3 separate regions of the Mus musculus genome follow, and all the other regions are linked to region 3. The links are chromatin loops, found by intact Hi-C in ENCODE. Cell type or tissue: left cerebral cortex. All regions are shown on one strand. Each heading gives the region's core, and the rest is flanking DNA. Links, peaks and the distances in the headings are about the cores only. Region 1 holds the start of Galnt14 (polypeptide N-acetylgalactosaminyltransferase 14). Region 2 has its middle 51 kb from the start of E330032C10Rik. Region 3 overlaps Galnt14 (polypeptide N-acetylgalactosaminyltransferase 14).

The links. A loop is a pair of places that touch in the nucleus more often than their neighbours do. Peaks named below come from ENCODE experiments on the same cell type or tissue, not always from the same donor. Only the 100,000 strongest peaks of a DNase experiment are listed, where the experiment ranks them.
Region 1: it touches region 3 in a loop (2.0-fold over the local background); 11 of 42 quality-filtered maps call a loop at or near these places.
Region 2: a loop joins it to region 3, with 2.9 times the contacts of the local background. A loop is called at or near these places in 9 of 42 quality-filtered maps.

The regions. Positions count from the first base shown.
Region 1 is chr17:73,707,029-73,712,694 of GRCm38, forward strand. Galnt14 (polypeptide N-acetylgalactosaminyltransferase 14) reads right to left here and starts at 3,423. Exons shown (of 15, transcript NM_027864.2): 1 at 2,903-3,423. The coding sequence starts at 3,031. It overlaps Gm52320 (a long non-coding RNA gene), which reads right to left and starts at 618. Exons shown (of 2, transcript XR_003952420.1): 1 at 1-618. In left cerebral cortex, for the core only: a CTCF peak has its summit at 3,084; DNase peaks (open chromatin) are centred at 2,283, 2,701, 3,114, 3,382 and 2 more places; H3K4me3 peaks cover 2,775 bases; H3K27ac peaks cover 2,054 bases.
Region 2 is chr17:73,299,224-73,304,889 of GRCm38, forward strand. No RefSeq gene overlaps it. Among named protein-coding and RNA genes, the nearest start is that of E330032C10Rik, 51 kb to the left of the region's middle. In left cerebral cortex, for the core only: CTCF peaks have their summits at 2,216 (motif pointing right), 3,060 (motif pointing right) and 4,189 (motif pointing right); DNase peaks (open chromatin) are centred at 2,232, 3,075 and 4,208.
Region 3 is chr17:73,569,885-73,575,550 of GRCm38, forward strand. It overlaps Galnt14 (polypeptide N-acetylgalactosaminyltransferase 14), which reads right to left. Exons shown (of 15, transcript NM_027864.2): 2 at 4,920-5,089. Among named protein-coding and RNA genes, the nearest start is that of Gm46602, 95 kb to the right of the region's middle. In left cerebral cortex, for the core only: a CTCF peak has its summit at 2,746 (motif pointing right); DNase peaks (open chromatin) are centred at 2,284, 2,687 and 5,114; H3K27ac peaks cover 250 bases.

The DNA of each region.
Region 1 (5,666 bases), core at 284-5,283, 140 kb after region 3:
GGGCATTTTTGTAATTAGTGGTTGATGGGTGTGATGGTTTAATTATGCTTGGATCAGGGAAGGACCCTATTTGGAGGTGTGGCATTATTGGAGGAAGTGCCTTACTGTGGGCATAGGCTTTAAGACCCTTGCCCTAGCTGCCTGGAAGCCAGTCTTCTCCTAGCGGTCTTCAGATGAAGATGGAGAACTATCAGTTCCTCTTGCACCATGCCTACCTGGACACTGCCACGCTCTCACCTTGATGATGATGGACTGAACCTCTGAACCTGCAAACCGTCCCCAATTAAATGTCATTGTGTTTGTTCACAGCAGTAAAACCCAAACTAAGACAATGAGGAGGGGTCCAATCCATTGTGGGTGGGTGCTATTCCTGGGTTCTATACGAAAGCAGGCTAAGCAAGCTATGGAGAGCAAGCCAGTAAGCAGCACCCCTTCGTGGTCTCTGCATCAGTTTCTGCCTCCAAGTTCCTGCCCTGTTTGAGTTCCTGTCCTGATTTCCTGTGGTGACGAACATTGATACGAAAGTGTACAATAAATAGACCTTCCTCTCCCCAACTTGTTTTTTGTCATGGTATTTTATCACAGCTATAGTAACCCTCAGACACACACACACACACACACACACACACACACACACACACACACAGATCCAGGGGGAATGCTCATCTATAAATATATTTTAAAATTTACGCAAGACACATAGGTAGACACATATTAGTGAAAAATAGGATCTAGAAAAATAGTAACCAAAAATAGGGGAAGGGTACACCTAGTAGTAAAATGTGTTAAGATTTCCAGACCTATAGAATAATTGAGGCTTTGGAGAACTATACAAAATACGGCGTGAGTGAAATGTTGAGACAGGAACACGGTTTTAGACAGATTCCTGATATGGGACTATCGTCTGCTTGTGATCCTACATCAGCAAGGAACTCCCCAAAGTTTGTGTCACACACTCCAAACTGACAGGACAGACCCCTCAGAGCAGCACTCAAGCCTAGCACTGTGCCTGGTACCTGGCTGCCAGCAGTCACTCTGTGTTGAGCACAGACCGGGATAAAGAGCAGGAGAGGAGTAAAGACAAAGTCTGCCCCAAAGGAAAAAGAGCCCTTGCCCCAGATCCCTGGGGCAAAACGAAGAATAAGTCAGCTTGAGGTAATGAGATTCAGCACAAAACAGAGAAAGTTCATGTCCCTGCAGGCATCATTAACTGCATCACACAGAGCAGAACCGCCTAGGGAAAAGTAAGAAAAACACCTACAGATTCGTGGTCAGGGTCTGCAACATTAAGGAAATAGATCCTGGACTATAAAGGCTGCCTGATGGACATACCAATCGATCGCATCACTACCCTGCTTAACCACCCACAGCTTCCATGGTCCTTCCTGACTAGACCCACACACACACTGTCCCTGTCTCATTCCTCTGACCGCCACAGGCTTCATGCTGTCTTGTTCCTTCAAAGCTGGCTTATTCTCTATTTGGAATGTGCTCTGCCTACGGGCCACTGATCCATCCTTCTCAACTCACCTATTGTACCTCCTCCAGCAGTGGCCGGGCTCCCATGACACCCAGTGCAGTGACCCCACTTGACTATCAATCCTGCGTGTCCTGGACCACTGATGAGCAGACCACCCTCCACCAAGGAGAAAATCCTGCATCTCTGCATCCAATGGCACCGAGCCTAGCTCCATGGGTGCTAAACTAAATGCTTATTTCGATCAACTAATATTGGCAAGATTCCAAAACTTTGGTTTAAAATGTACTTTGGTTAAAAGAAGAGTCTATTGGGATCCAAGTGGGAAAATTCTGTGGAGGTCTGAGTTCAAACCCAGAACGATCTAAGACGAGTTAATTAAAGACTCTTGGCCTGTTTCCCCATCTATGAAATAAGAACAATATTAAACAACTCCTTATGAAGAAAACACCAACTATGCACTTAGCACACAGTAGGCCCTCCCTACTGTACTTATCGGTGAGATCCACTCCTACTTAACACAGAGATGTTCATGTCTTCCTCTTTCCGACTACAGGCTCCTCCAAGGTCTTTTCCCACTCCTAGAGATTGCCCTGGGCTCATAAAGGTTGCTTAGCTGCCAGCAAATCCCCAGAAGCCTCGCTCTGTTTCCCCTGGTCAAGGCTGTGGAAAAGAAAGACAGGGGCTCTGAATCTCAAGAGAGAGCCAGTAGGGGGAACCTTCCACTCCTCTGGGCTGCACCGACTGGACAAGAGTTGGGAAAGCCACTTGGATTCCCATTTCCACAACTCCCTGCCAGTAGGAAGGTTTCTGTTCTTATGGGCTCCTCCGTGCTGTCCTGAGCGCATTCAACTTCCAACGCAGCAAATGAACTGGGGAACAGTTCACAGAGCCGGTGGCACCAGGCCAGGCCAGGTGGGTAGGGAAGGCTGGGAGGCCTCCAGGGGGGTCGCTAGTGCTGTTCACGTGCGCACAGCACCCGGGTCATCGTCTCCTCCTCTGGGGCCTGGCAGCAAAGGGAAGGAGTCCGCAAATCCACCAGACTTCTCATGGGTGCCAGCATCGCTCACCCAGCAACCTCCAGTGACCCTCCAGCGGCACCCACCGACCGCCAGTCCCAAAGTAGCTAGTCCGCAGCGCCCCCTTGGCCACCGGACTGCTAGTTAAGTTGGGAGCCCGGCTCTGTCTGCGAGCGCGCGCCCACCACCCACGCCCACTGCCACTTACACACGCCAAAGATATGGAGACGCCCCAAGCTTCTTAAATTCCACAAGCACCTCCCCATGGCCGCATCCCGCGCCTGTTCCCCATCGCAGCACCTCGACACCCCTGCATTTGAACCCTCAATCCCAGTGCGTGGACCACGCACCCTTCCACCTGCCAGTGCCCGGTGCCCTGTGCCCTGTGCGCCACGAAACGGCATACCTTGGGGGTCTGCACTTCGGGTCCCAGCGGCACCTCCAACTTCCTCTTGGTGACCCAGAAGAACAGCAGTACGGTGATCCAGAGCACCCCAAAGATGGGCAGCGCCAAGCGGCGAGTCAGCCGCCGCATGGTCCCCTCTGCCTGCTTCTCTTGGTGGCGACGCGTCCCTGGGGCACCCCCCGGCGGTCAGGGGTGGCGGGGCACGAGTCTGCCGAGCGCCTCGCTCTAGGAGAAACGCTGCTCCTGGGATCCCGATGTTGGATGGCGGGATCCTGCCCCGCCCGCTTCGGAGAGAAGCCACAGCCGGGAACGGAGCGGCGAGGGGCGCCGGAGACTAGAGACGCGGCCGGGCAGGGACGAGGGGCAGCTCAGCCCGGCGCCCGCTCCAAACGGAGAGCCGCGGCGGCCGCTGCGATGCTGCTGTGCGCCGCGGCTGCCTTTGCCCGCTGCTGCCGCGAGGGAAACTGACTCGAGCAGCCGGGAAGGTGGAATCCGAGGCTGTGCCCGGCACCCCCGGAGGAGCACGAGGAGGAGGGAGCGCGGAGGGAGGGCGGGCCCGACAGACAGACTGACTCCGAGGGAGAGCGGGGCGGGAGCGAACCGGGCTCTGAGCGGGGGCGCTACCGCCTCCCGCCGACCGTGGAGCACCCTGCGGTTGAGGGACCTTGGATGCAGCTCTGGGACCATCCTGGGCTAGGGTTGTGCTGGGAGGGGTTGGGCGGGGACCGGTTATAGGATACTGACTTGTATCAAGCAAGCTGATACTTAAGGACTAGCCCGCGCCAGGTGAGGCACTACCGGGGAGGAGTTTCTGTTTGCTGCGGGGCTCTGCACATGGTGCTCACAGGAGGGTTCGCTAGCCGGGAGCCATCACTGGGATAGTAGGGTTGGTTGACCCAGATGTTGTCTCAAGTTCAGACTTGACCATTTCAGGGCCAAGGTCGAGTTCAGCCATCTCCCCAGGGTATTCTTTGCCTTTGAGCAGGTAGGTGCCTGGCAACTTTCTCTTAATGGAAAACTGAGCTGGTCTAAATTTAACTCGAAAGATGTCCTTTTAAAAATTAAGGCAAAAGTAAATCCCTGAGGATTTTTTTTTTCTCCTTGTAAAAATAAGCCCTTTTTCTGGGGCTTGCCAGAAAAAAAGGGTCTAATGTTAGCACAACCACCGGAAGTTTTGTGAAAGGTGGCCCTGGGGTGTGTGGGAGTAGCTCCCCAAATCCCTTTCCCAGTTGCCTTTAAGGAATACATCTTCCAGCTACAGACTAAAGTCACTTGGATTTAGAGACAGGAACAGTTCTGACTCCAGTTTCCATACAGGCCTCAGGTGGGCTGGATGAATTTCTAACCATATCTCTAGAATAGGGAGGTGTGGTTTCTAGCCTAGCCTACCCAACCAACAGGGCAAATCACAGCGTCAGCCTCTCCCTTCCTTAAGTCTTAAGACTGTGCCTCATCTTCAGATGTGAATGCTGCGTTACCTCAGAGTTCAGAGAGAAAAGGTGGAAGTTTTTGCGAAGTCTGCAGAGCCCTGGCCACTGGAGTCCTTGTTTTAGTTACAGGGATGCTCCAAGTTTCTCCAAGTGAGAATGACACCGAGTGGCCCAGCGGCATGCTCCCTGCTGTCTTCACTCACAGACTGGAGCTTAGTATAGGGGTAGCACCCACACTCGACTGCAGGTGAGAAAGGTACCAGTCAGTTCTCCAGAATTCCTCCTCCAGTGCCATGGAGCCCTCCAGACACTTGCTCAGAAACAGAGGTGTCCCCCACCCCCCAACAGCTCCGGTGTTTGATACCTTGTCTTTCGGCCATAAGGCAAAGGCTCTGGAGCGGAGATGTAGGTAAGAAATTTGAGGTTGGAAATCAATCAGCCAGAAAAGGCTTGTCAGCCCCCAGAGCCCTGCTGGCATCTCACACTTGTCTCTATTGGACCCGTAGCCTCTGAAAGGTTGGGTCCACTCTCTCCAGATGTTGTTTAAGCAGGCAAAGGCCTCGGTGAATAACTGTCCAAGGAGCATTGGCGAGTGGCAAGAGCACCTACTCCCGCAGCTTTCTGAGCTCTCTGGATCTCTTCCAAGAGCCTCACCCTAGAGTCCCAGTCCTGGGCCTGCAAAGTGTTCTGTGTCAGCTCTGCCGAGAACCTCCCGAGCAAGCTGTAGACTCGCTGATGAGCGCCAGGCAGGAGCTGCAGCAGCGGAGTCCATTGCTCAGCGCTTTGTGGGGCTGTTTCTGAGTAACAGATGGCAGACAGTTACACAACACCACCGCCAAGCTCCTGAGATGGTGCAGCCTCACACGCCTGCTTCACTCAGACTGGCATACGGGGAAACCAAGGCCCTGGGGTGAAACAGCTCCGCGGGAGAGTACGTAACACTGGGAAGAACAAAGATATTCTTCTAAAGCTCTTGCTCTTGAATCACTATTTTGTCCTCCTCTCACATGGGGAAGAGTCCCTGGGCCTTGAAAGATTTCTAAAGGCTCCGATTTTGCTAAGTGCAATTAACCGACCCAACTATAGAATATGTTGGTCTAGGCTTTTAGGCCAGTAAGTGCCATTACAAATGGGAGGACACTACAGGTGAGTCTTCTAAGTTTTGGAAGCCAGAAAAAAAATCTCCAGGCAGGTCCCAGCATGGTAGGTCTCACTCCAGTGTATCTTAGAGTTCTCCAAGCTTGGGCAGATAGTCAAAGTTCTTTTAATAACGGAGTTAGGGGCATGGCAATGACTCAGTCTGTACAGTGGTTGCTTTGCAAGCACAAGGTTCT
Region 2 (5,666 bases), core at 233-5,232, 270 kb before region 3:
CCCCTTGCTGTGGAAGCATTTGTGCTCATGAGAGGACGATAACCCATCATTCCGCTACTGTGGGTCCCACAGTGTCACCAAGATCAGATGAGGCCTTTTGACAACATCATCTTATGTCGTTCTCATATTAACCTTAAGATGTCCACTAGATGTACACTTTAAAAGACTACCTTTTCCCTAGGAGGTTTTAGGGTCACAACAAAATTAAGCAGAGAGTGTAGACTTCCTTTTGTTTTTACCTGCTCCCAGCCTGCCTGAACTTCAATATCTCCTACCAGGATGGCCCTTTTGATGCAACAGATGCGCCAACATTGGCACCTCATTATCCCCCAAAGTCCACAGATTCTGTTGCAGGTTACCCTGGGCATTAAAGTCACGACACAAGAGATTGTATCTTTTAGCATCTACTTACAGAGGCGAACAGCTGGGGACCAGAAGTTAAGATGAAGGTCACACGGGAGGAGGTGGCTGGGATTCTAGCCTGGATCTTCAGGATTTTATACCCAGCCTTGTGGCTTCTTGAGGAGGGTCCACCATGACGGGTACGGGCCAGCTGCTGAGTGGAGCTTCCACCTGTGGGGTTTGCAGATAAACCTACATTGGCTTTCTTTTGTAGTAAGTGGTTTCCTGTTAACTCACACTCATGGGCTTTCTCACAGAGAGTGTGAGTTGCCTGCTGAATGGAGTGACCAGATAGGTTGGGGCTGGAGACATTCCTATAGTGACTGACTCAGATATCAGACATCAGAACATTAACATGCGTCGATTACCATGAAATCAGATATCTGCACCACAGGAAGGTGTATCCAGACCTTCTCCTAGGCTATTTCTCCCTCATCTCTAGGTACCCCAAAGACTCAGGGTATAAGGTAAACATCCGTTCTTGCTCCTTTAGGGCATTTCTGGCTTATTCTGGTCAAGCTCCGCCTCCCTGTATGTTGTCCAGCCATTCCAGTCCACAATGGCTCAGCCTGTGTAGACTGGACTGTGGGCAGCCAGCCTAGACTTTCCCCATAAGTGTTTGTGTAGACCAGTGGAAAGAGTGTAGCTCTGAAGCAACCATCTATGTTTTACCCTCTTAGCTCATGGCTTTGGGCACAGCCCTGTTTCCTGAGCTGATAATTGTGGTTTAAGGCCAGGAAGGGGGCTTAGGAACCAGAGACCATAACATAATTCCCATTGCACCACAGCTGTGTTCAGCAGCTGGCATCCCTCATCCCCAAGTGAGATGCTCAACTCTGAAGAACCTCCCATCTTTAAAGTATGCCAGATGGGGCTGCCAGACAGAGGCCGGGGGGGGGGGGGTCTCAAAGCCCAGTTCTCTCGTCCAGCAGCCTGACAAACAGCAACCAGTTTGCGTTTGTTAGAGGCATTACTACAACTCATGAAGCAGGACTTCAGCCACTATTAGATTTCCTCTGCCGACACCAGGCGTCACTTTTGGTTTTCCTGTGAGGTGCCTGACATCTTCCCCTCCTGCAATCACTAGGCAATGCTTCACTGCCACTTCTAAGCTAGGGACAATGATCTTCCCCCGGGGAACAGCAGTGACTTCAGAGGGTGTCCAGGCTTCCACCAGCACTCCAGGTCTATCACAAGACTGTCTGGAGCAGGCCCAGGATAGCCTTCACAAAGTCCCCCAGTGAGTCTGTTTTCAGTGCCGTTGCCCCCATAGGATAACTGCCTCATGGTCTGTCTTTCCAGAGAGAGATAGAGATAGAGATAGAGATAGAGATAGAGATAGAGATAGAGATAGAGATAGAGATAGAGATAGAGATAGAGATAGAGATAGGGATAGAGAGAGAGAGAGAGAGAGATAGAGAGAGAGAGCCTGAGCTGGAAGGACCGGAAGGGATGAAATAAAACTCACTCATCAGTTGTTCAAGAATTTTTAAAAAGTTACTGCCCCAAATACTTTATAGGCAGAGGTACTGCTGGCTGGGTGTGGAAATACACTCCAGATCCACACATATATCAGTTTAAATACCAGCTCAGCAATTACTAATTGCATGCTCATCTCAAGTTACTTCTCTTAGCTTTTAGTGTTATTTTCCCAGTGTTAGAATGGATGGTAATCTTTACTTCAAAGACTTATAATTCACTAGAGACATACAAAACACAGAGCCAAGCATTGCCTCTCAACTCAAAATCTTCAGTGCCCGCCGACTTTGAAATTCTTGGCTTGTGTCTCCTTTCCCCACTGGTGTAATGTTCATCATCACCACTAGATGGAGATAGCGAGGCATCTCAAGGCTTAGTGTCGTAGCCAACAGCACAAGGGAGTTCCAGGTCCCATCTCCAGTGAGTGTCTCCAGTACCCAGCAGGAAGCCTCCTGGGCCCCAACGTCAATCCTTTAAAGAAAATAACTGCCTTTTATTCTTGGTAATTGCATGTGCATGTGAGTTAGCTTTCCCTATTTAAGTTGTGGGTGTGACATAGCAGGTGTTTTGAAATGGCAGTACTCCAGCTCTCACCTTTAGAAGGTTGGTGCTAAACATGATTTCATAAGAGAAAGTGGCCACGCACCATCAGAGGCTATGGCGACTCTAGAATTTGTATCCTCAGTCTGAGCCAATTACCACTTCCTTCCGGGTGGGGGGCGGGGTGTCGGACGGGTTACTCCTGTACAGACCTCTGCTGCCGTCTAGGGAAAACCTTATCCCACGAGTGTCTACTGTTTTCCCTCTGCAGACAATGGCATTTGGGGGTGAACTGAAGTCTTTGCATGCAGTATCTGAGTCAGTGGCCTGATCTGTTACACAGCCATACGGGGATGGGGGCGGACAGAAATGACATAGGTGAAATCCAGGATTCCTTTATTGGGCTTTGGGCTACTCCTATCTGGTAAGAACTCCGTATTAGACTTGGGGAACAAGTGAAGGCTTCAAGGGCCATGTCAAACTAATTGAAGAAACTAATTAGGGCCAGACTGAGGCATAACTTTAAGGGACCCACTTCAGCCTCCAATGCTCACATTGTGAGTTACTGCTCTTGGTTAACCACAGCCCGGAGCAGACTTCTGGCAGGCTCTTTGCCTGCAGGGCCCGCTGTGGGGCTGGACAGTTATTGGTAGGTTCGCCACTAGGTGTCACTGTCTCACCAGCATCTGTCCAGGGATGATGGCTAACTCCAGGTAGGTGGAAGAGGTTGTTCATTTTCATGCCGATAAACATCCAAGGTAGAGAGAGACGCATCTGCTCCCATGCTGTGTGGAGAGAGCGCGGTCCCGCATACTGCCCCGGACAGTGTGAGTCGCTAGGGCTGTTAGTGAACCAGTGGGTCTTTTTCATGGTGATTAAATGCTGCCTTCCGTGCTAGTTGCTGCTTAGACTCTTAGGAACTTGTTCCCCAACCCTGATGTATAGAATAGACCTTAGAGGTCCTTGTATCAGTCTTACTTTTCGGAGAAGGGGCCCAGACAGAGAAAGCCTTCCCCCTAGGACATCGCCCAATAGAGGCAGAGCAGACCTGAGCCTTAGGCTGGGTGGTTCTGGGTTAAGGCTGTCTAAGCCACCATGTTCCTTGTTTTCCACTGTGCTCCATCAACTCTGCTCTTACCATTCACAGAGCAATCAGTGTATGCTCTGATCTTTGTTGCTGCCCTGAGCTGGAAACATATATAGACATAAGATACCATGGCATGTGATAGACCCAAACAGTGTGTGTCTCAGGGGCAGCATAGGTCGGGAGCAGGCGATTTTCCTCTCTTTGGTCAAGAGCTCTTTTCCAAGACTCTTTCTGGGGGCATAAAAGGGACAGTGGATTCAAAGATTATGGGGACAGGTCCACAAATAATCTATTATCAAGTGGAAGTGGTATATACATTCATGATCAGGCCCAAGAGGGTCCTGCGGGTGCAAGCAAGTTACACCAAGTTGTCTGAATGTGTGTATTTTCTCCTCCTGCTTCAGTGCCTTCTGCTCTAAAGCATGAGCCTATAGTTTTGTGGGAAGATGATGGTTCTGTGTGTCATACAGGAGCCACCCAGAAGTGGACAGCTGCAGCATTCTAGCCCCCTCTTTGGGACAACCGTGAGATGGCAGTGAAGGAAACGTTAGGAAGGACACAGGGTTGTATATTTGGCTGTGGCAACTCGGATGATACCCAGGTTACGGTCCTCATAAAGACCACTGGACACTTGCTGGCCCAGGAACCTTAGAAGGTAGAAGAGTTGAAGCAGCAACTATGACCACCAGGGGGCAGTATTTCACCACATTCTGCTTAATCCAGGACCATTCTCCCAACACTGAAGAAAGTTATGTCTTCTTAGGGAATTGCAATAATGTTCTGGGTGCAGAAAATGGATAGGTATATCAGCCTGGACTGAAATCTACTTCCCAAAGGCAGTATTGTTTCTCTTGTCGCACCTTATAACCCAGCAGCTATGGAGTCAACACAGCCGCAAAACCAAAGAAGCATCCATGTGTTCGCCAACTTTGCACGCAGGCAGTTCTTCGGTGGCCCAGAGTTACTCGGAGTTGTTCTCTGAGGACATTTTGTGGTTTCAGATCGAAGGATACAGAGTTCTAGGTATGTCCCATATGCAGCATGTGGGAGAACAACCAATGTATCCAAACCCATTTGCAGATGATGATGGCATGCCCCAGCGTCAAAAGGATGGGCACCGCTGCCTGTGGCTAGAGACTCCAGCCTGTGCACGTCCGAGAACCAGCCTTCTTTTCCTCCTCTGCCTTCTATCAGGCTGCAAAATAGAGCCCCATTACCCATTCAGCATTCGTCGTCTTCAGATGTGGCCAGACTCACACTGCCGCAGCCGCATGCCACTGCCGCAGTGATTATTGACCGCTCTGCTGGGATATCAAGCACTTTGGGCTTGGCTGGGGGACCATTAATCAACAACCTTGTCAGAGTGATGGATTCTGTTAGGATTATTGCTTAATTAGCTTGTTTAGGGCAAGAAAATCAACCAGGACATTAGTTCTCTAGCCAGAAGGAAGAGGGAAAATGAGCAGAACTGGTGGGAAGGGGCCTTGGAGCTCCCGGGGAGGGAGCCAGGGTCTCGAGGGCGTGGAGGGAGGGGCCTCTGATAGAGCAAGCCTTATGCTTGAAGTCGACAGACCTTTTTACTCCTTTTGGCTGTCGTGGCTGGGCAGAGAGATGCCCCGATTCAGTGGAGTTGAAGAACAGTGATACGTGATGCGTCAGTCAAGGAGCATGTCCATTCCCCAGGGAGCTTTAAAAAAATTCAAATTCCCAAGTTTAGGTTCGAATTCGCCCGTTCAGAATCTCTGAAGATTTTTATTGTTGTCGGTGTTGTTCTGTTTTGTTTTCTAAGACAAGTTATTCCAGGTGAGTTTTTATTCACAACAGGATGTGGGAGCCTCGGCTTCGGAGGTTGTGAGAGTTAACTCCGGTGACCACCTTTCTTTCTACCAGATATGCATTTCCTGTGGGGCGTGGGCGAGCTTTATCTCCAACATCCCTACCAGCTTCTATGCATGCTGGTCGTCTTCCCCCACACTCCTCTTTGGTCTCTATTTCGTCCTCTCTCTCCTGGCTTTTCTTATATTGCTCCTTGCCTACCTTTTTTTTTTTTTTTTTCTGAAGTCCCCTTCCCAGGTCTTTCCATCCCCCATCTTTCCTTTCTTCTCTCCATCTTCTTTTTCCACCCGTGCAGATGACTATCTCTTGGCACCAGGCTCAT
Region 3 (5,666 bases), core at 496-5,495:
CAGGCACTGTCCAAATGCATACTATAAATCAGAATCCAATTACTGTGGTAAGAAAATTGGAAGCAAATTTAATAAGCTTAGACCCCTCCCACGTGCTGTTTCTTAGCTCTTTCTCTTTTCAGTAATGAGAACTCTTCAAAGGGGGAAAAACTTTTTTTTCCCTTTAACTCTCTGACTGCGCTCTCCACTTCTCATATGAAGCTTCTGGGGGTAAAGGATAATGAGAGAGGGCTTCTTTAGCTCCTCTTTCCTCTCTGCATGGAAGACAGGTAAGGGAGGGAGGGAGGAAGAGAGAGAGAGAGAGAGAGAGAGAGAGAGAGAGAGAGAGAGAGAGAGAGAGAGAGGAGGGAGAGAGAAAGAGAGAGGTTGACAGTCTTTCTAAAGTCTTTCTCTTTTATTTATTCAGCAAACAGATATCGTGCCCCTTATCACACACCAGACACTGTAATTGATGTTCAATCTGTTCCTTTCTCTACAGGGCAGTTGACACCAGAACAAGCAGGATCTTTGCTGCAAGGCAGGATGGTCTCCTTAGCAGGAACAAAGCCTGCATCACTGGGGCTCAGTTCCACGAATGAGCTAGGCAGCCAACGTAGGTCATTGGCTGTGAGGTAAAGCATGAGACCCTGCAGTTCACAGAGCTTAGGAACAGTGATGCCAGTTGCCAAGAGGACGCCGGGATGAGGGTAGAAGAAGAGGGGAAAGAGGGAACAAGGGAGACCAGTCTATACAAGGCAGAAGCCAAGATACCAGGACAGAGGGAGAGGCACACAAATACACAGGCAGGTGGATGCACTTATCCCAAGGCCTCTACTCTCTCCTTAAATCCCGAGGCTTCTGGCAGAACCAGATCACACATGGACTTCACTTGGCCTGTGCTTCACAGAGCAGGTCTCAGAGTCACCTAAAGTTCTTGCTGAGCCAGGTCTCTGGGGTTCACCTGAAGCTTTCTGGGCAAAACCTAAGACTGTGCATTTCCAACCTGCTCCCAAGCGATGCTGCCACTGGTGGTCCTTTGGTCTGGAGAATCAGGCTTTCAAAGCCATTGTGAGTTCTTGCTATTCAAAGTGTGAGCCACAGACCTTAGGCATTGCCGTCATCGGGGAACCTATTCGACATGCAGAACCTCAGAGCTGAAGAGATGGCTAAGAGCATTGGCTGCTCTTCCAGAGGACTCAGGATAGCGACACACATGGTACAACTACCTGTAGTAGTTCCAGCTCCTAGGGATCTCAATCCCTATTCTGGGCTCCTCCAGCAGTCCCCATCCATGTGACATTCGCTCTCTCTCACATACAGGAACACAGATGCATAAATAAAAATTATAAAAAAGAATAATAAACCTTAAGAAGAAGGGAAATGCTGGATATCAGCCCCCCTCGCCCCCAACCTACTGAGTCAGATGGACAGACATCCCAAGACGACCTGTCTGTTTGCCTGTTTAAGTCTGAGAAGCCCTCACGCAGAACGGCCACCCTCAAGTCTTGCTGCTCATTAGAGTCACTTGGGAACTGAGCAAGGACACACTTGAGTTGATTGGAGTCTGGGTATCAACATATTTAAACGGCTTCCAAGTGCCTCTCAGAAGGAGCCTGGGTTGAGAGCTGCTAAGACTGGCATTTAGAAACCAACATATCCCACCTTGATGCTGCTCATCTATTTCTCTGGAATCGAGCCTGACCTTGAACCCCACCTTTGTCCTTCCCCAGCCTCACCTCCACACCTGACAGTCTGACCCCTCCATTCTGGTTTTTGATCTGGTGCTTCATTAGTTTGTTTAATCATCTCTGGTTTTCTACCAGCGTGCTTCTCCTCCACACAAGGCTCAGCTATCATTCATATATATATATATATATATATATATATATATATATATATATATATATATGAAAATAGGTCAACACTCTCCATATTTTATTTGACCCTTATAACAACCAAAGTGCATGGGATCATTATTGTTATTTTTATCCCTGCTTTTTAAAAGAGAAAAGCAAGGTGCAGAGAAAGTGAGTTAGTCCATTCATCTCAGCCAGGATGGGAAATGGCTGCCAGATCCCGGAGACCCCATGCTGACCCTAGGGTGACCCTGTACATTGTTCCCGACTTCAGCCTGTTTTACATAGGAGGTCTGGCCTGACCTCGTGCTGGCAGTGAACTGGTGATAAATATTTTCATTTCATCTCTGAAGATTTGGGTAAAAAGCAAGACCAGATTTACAGCAGTGATCTTCACTGCAGATTTGTCCTCCAGGGGAGACATATGGGAACGGTATTTTTGGCAATCACAACTTGGCGTGTGGGGGAAGGTAGCTGTTAGGGTAGGGAGTGCTACTGGCATCTAGTAATAGAGGCCAGAGAAACTGCTAGAATCTTGGGGTGCCCAGGATAACCCCTCCATGAAGCATCATCAAGCCCAATATGTCAGCAACATTGTTCTTGAGAACTCTTGACCACCATTAGCTATGCTGGTCATAACTGAGGTGGGCAGGCCCCAAAGTGAGTCCCATGGGTTCTATTGGTCTGTGTGGACGAGCTTATGGGACGGCACCAGCATCTGTAGGAGACTCACAGCAGAATTAGGAAACCTGGCTGGTGAGGACGCTAGTCATAGATGGTTTCCGTAAGCGGGAGCTGGATGAGGGAGATCCTGTATGTAGCTAGGACCCAGTGATCTGGGTCTGAGGGAAGAACACAGTGCTTTTGTGGACAGGCTCTGGGGTTCGTTCTTGAGATCTCAGGGGTACCACCAGCAGGGGGCAGCACTCTACTAAACTCAGCCTAGGGTTGGAGGATCCAGTTGTCCTTGCTCAAGAACCTCAAGATGACTTCTGATCCTAGGTACCCACCCCAATTCTGAGCCTTGTGATCTCTATTCTTTTGGGCTTTTTTTTTTTTTTTTCGGGTAACATTTGCTGAATCCAGAATTCTCTGAGTAGCACACTTCCAGCTCCTGGAGGGCAAGGCTGTTGCCCTGAGGCAGTCATACGGCTAATATTCTTTCCCCTTTTGTCTTCTCAAACAGTATCAGGATTCTACCTCAGTCCCTTCTGCCCTTCCCACTGCCTCCCTGCCGATTACAACTCTTTAACAGATGGAACCCTGGGTAGGTACAGAGCCCAGAGCTGGCTGGCAAGCCAGGCTCTTTGACGAACAAGCTTGGCTCTTCCTTGCCTGACCCCACAAGTCTGGCCTTTGTGCAAACATTCACTTCTGCTTTGCACCGGAAAGTGAGAGGGCAGGACAGAACTCAGCACGCTCACCTACTTGGTGAGCTCTTGGCATGTCCTCCCATGGCTAAAAGCAGTCGTGCCTGCTCTCCAAGGCCTCCCACCCAGTTGTTCCAGTGCCTGTTTCCTTCCTGGGGGGCCTGGCATCTAGAATCAGGACAAGGAAGTAGCTACCTCACTAAGACCTAATGAGGCTTCCCACAAGCCCCTAATGGGGCTTCTTTCCCTCCCTCTCTCCTGATCTCCCACACGTAGTTTCTGCTCAAGGAAATATAATAACTTGGTATTTAAATTTTTGCTCAGAGAGGAGTAACAGGATAAGGGCTGGGGAATTCAAATAGCAATATCAAAAAGAATTTCAATGAGACTCCGACTCTAAGAGAGTTTAGGCCAGTAGGAGGGAGGAGGAGGGGACTCTGGCTATAGGGGACACAGACACTGCTGCTTAGGGGGACATTCATGGCATTTTATAGGGAGAGTTAAATTCACAGATTGGTCAGCGTTAGTAGAAACCAGGCCATCATCCAGTTTGTAGCCTTTGCTGTGTTCATGTGGACACCAAGACTCCAGTTCCATGCAATACTGATAGTGACTAACGAGGACAAGTTGAATGTCTCCACGGGATACATGCTGCATACAGGATTTCCAGGTTGTGCAGCTCTGCTTTGGCAACCGAGTCCCAATGACTTCATATAGTAATGCTCAAAATTACCAACATAATAAGCCTCAACAATTATAAAAGTCCTTTGTATGCAAATTCTTTTTCTACAAATGGGGACCCAAACCAACTAACAAAGACAAAGAGTCAATACTCTCTACCCTTACACCAACACTCTATACCTTGCCAGTTGAACTGCCTTTGACTCTTGCCACTCAGAGGCCAGTCTGTGTTGGAATGGGTGCAAGGACAGTCATGCATTTCTCTGTGACTCTCTAGCATGTGTGGGCCAGAGCATGGAGGTTTAGAGGGGGAAAATAATTAAGACCCAATTGCTTTCTCAGACCTCAGAAGCAAGCAGAGGGGCTACCAGGACCAAAGGAGCAGTTGGCAAGGAAACAAAACAACCCCCTTCACAAAGCCTCTTTCTGCTTCTAACAAAGCTCTCTACCTGCTCTCTGTTGTGTTCTGGAGCTGTGACCTCTCTAAGCCAGTGGCTACAAAGAGGGTATGGTGAAAGGCCCCCTGGGCAGGCAGACAGGAAACAACTCTAAGTGAAGAGGCCCCTCTGAGTCTCTTCTCACCTTGTAAAATGTGCATGAGATGCTATGGAAAGAATTTCTCTTAGTGACAGGAGAGAGCATAGCCTGAATTCCTGAGGGTTTACCCATCATGCCCTTTGCTTAGAGAGCCAGGCTGGAATGTGAGACTTGGTCTGGAAAATCCAGGTTCGGTCTTTTAGTGTTCCACTAAGCTTTTAGCATTATATAGCATGCATCACCTAGGGTGACTACCAGCTGAGGAGCAGGTGTACCCTCTGTGGTGGGCGTCTCACTCTCTTCAACCTCCAAGTAGAAAGCAGGATCTTTGGGATAGTTTGTGTGCAAGCAGTGTGTAGCACAGAAACTTTATCCTGTCACCTGCCCCAGGTCTTGACACTGGGCACTATGATCAGTGAGTCTCCAAATAAAGCTCTTTGCTAATAGGTCCTGGCTGCCGAGAGGGGTAAAGCACCTACATGGAAGAAGGAGGTACCTCTTATGACGTGTGTCTGGGACAGCCCGATTGCTCGATATCCGCTCACTCTCCCGTTGGTTGAAAGCATACAGTTTGTAGGGATCATCACCGACACGCCACTTTTTGGCATTCAGATACCGCCGCTCATCAAACTGCTCCCACAGGTCATCCCAGTCCGCATCGGAAGGCTGTGTGACATGAATGGAAAGTCTGTGAGAAGGCTCCCCAGCCACCACCAGCTCCCCATCCATCTGTCAACAGCCAGCCAGAGATTAAGCTTGTTCCGTCTGGCAATGCTGAGCTCAAACATGGGGCCAGGGGCAGAAGAACATCAGCAAACCCGCCAGCAATAATAATCGCATAGAGAAGGGTGATAATGTTGCTACTGCTACCTATCAAGCCCCACATGCCAGGTACAGTTCTAGGACCACCGTTTCCATGATCTCATACAATCCTCATACAATTGCTCAGATGTGTCAATACATGCTCACACAATCAGTACATTGCCCAAGATTCACACGTAGGGAGCAGCAGGACCTTTGCCTAAATTCTAGCACTCCAACCTGAAAGACCATCTTCCCAGGACGCCTGGTGCACTGGCACAGACCAGGTGGACCACAACTTCTGTTGTCTCCAATGAGCTTCAGGAGAGGCAGTTTCAGGAAGCATGTCATCGATCCACAATGGTGGGAGGCACACCAGACACATTGGTCTTTTGTTTCCCCAACCCAAGAACCTGTAGCCACTCTTAGAGGAAGCATCAAT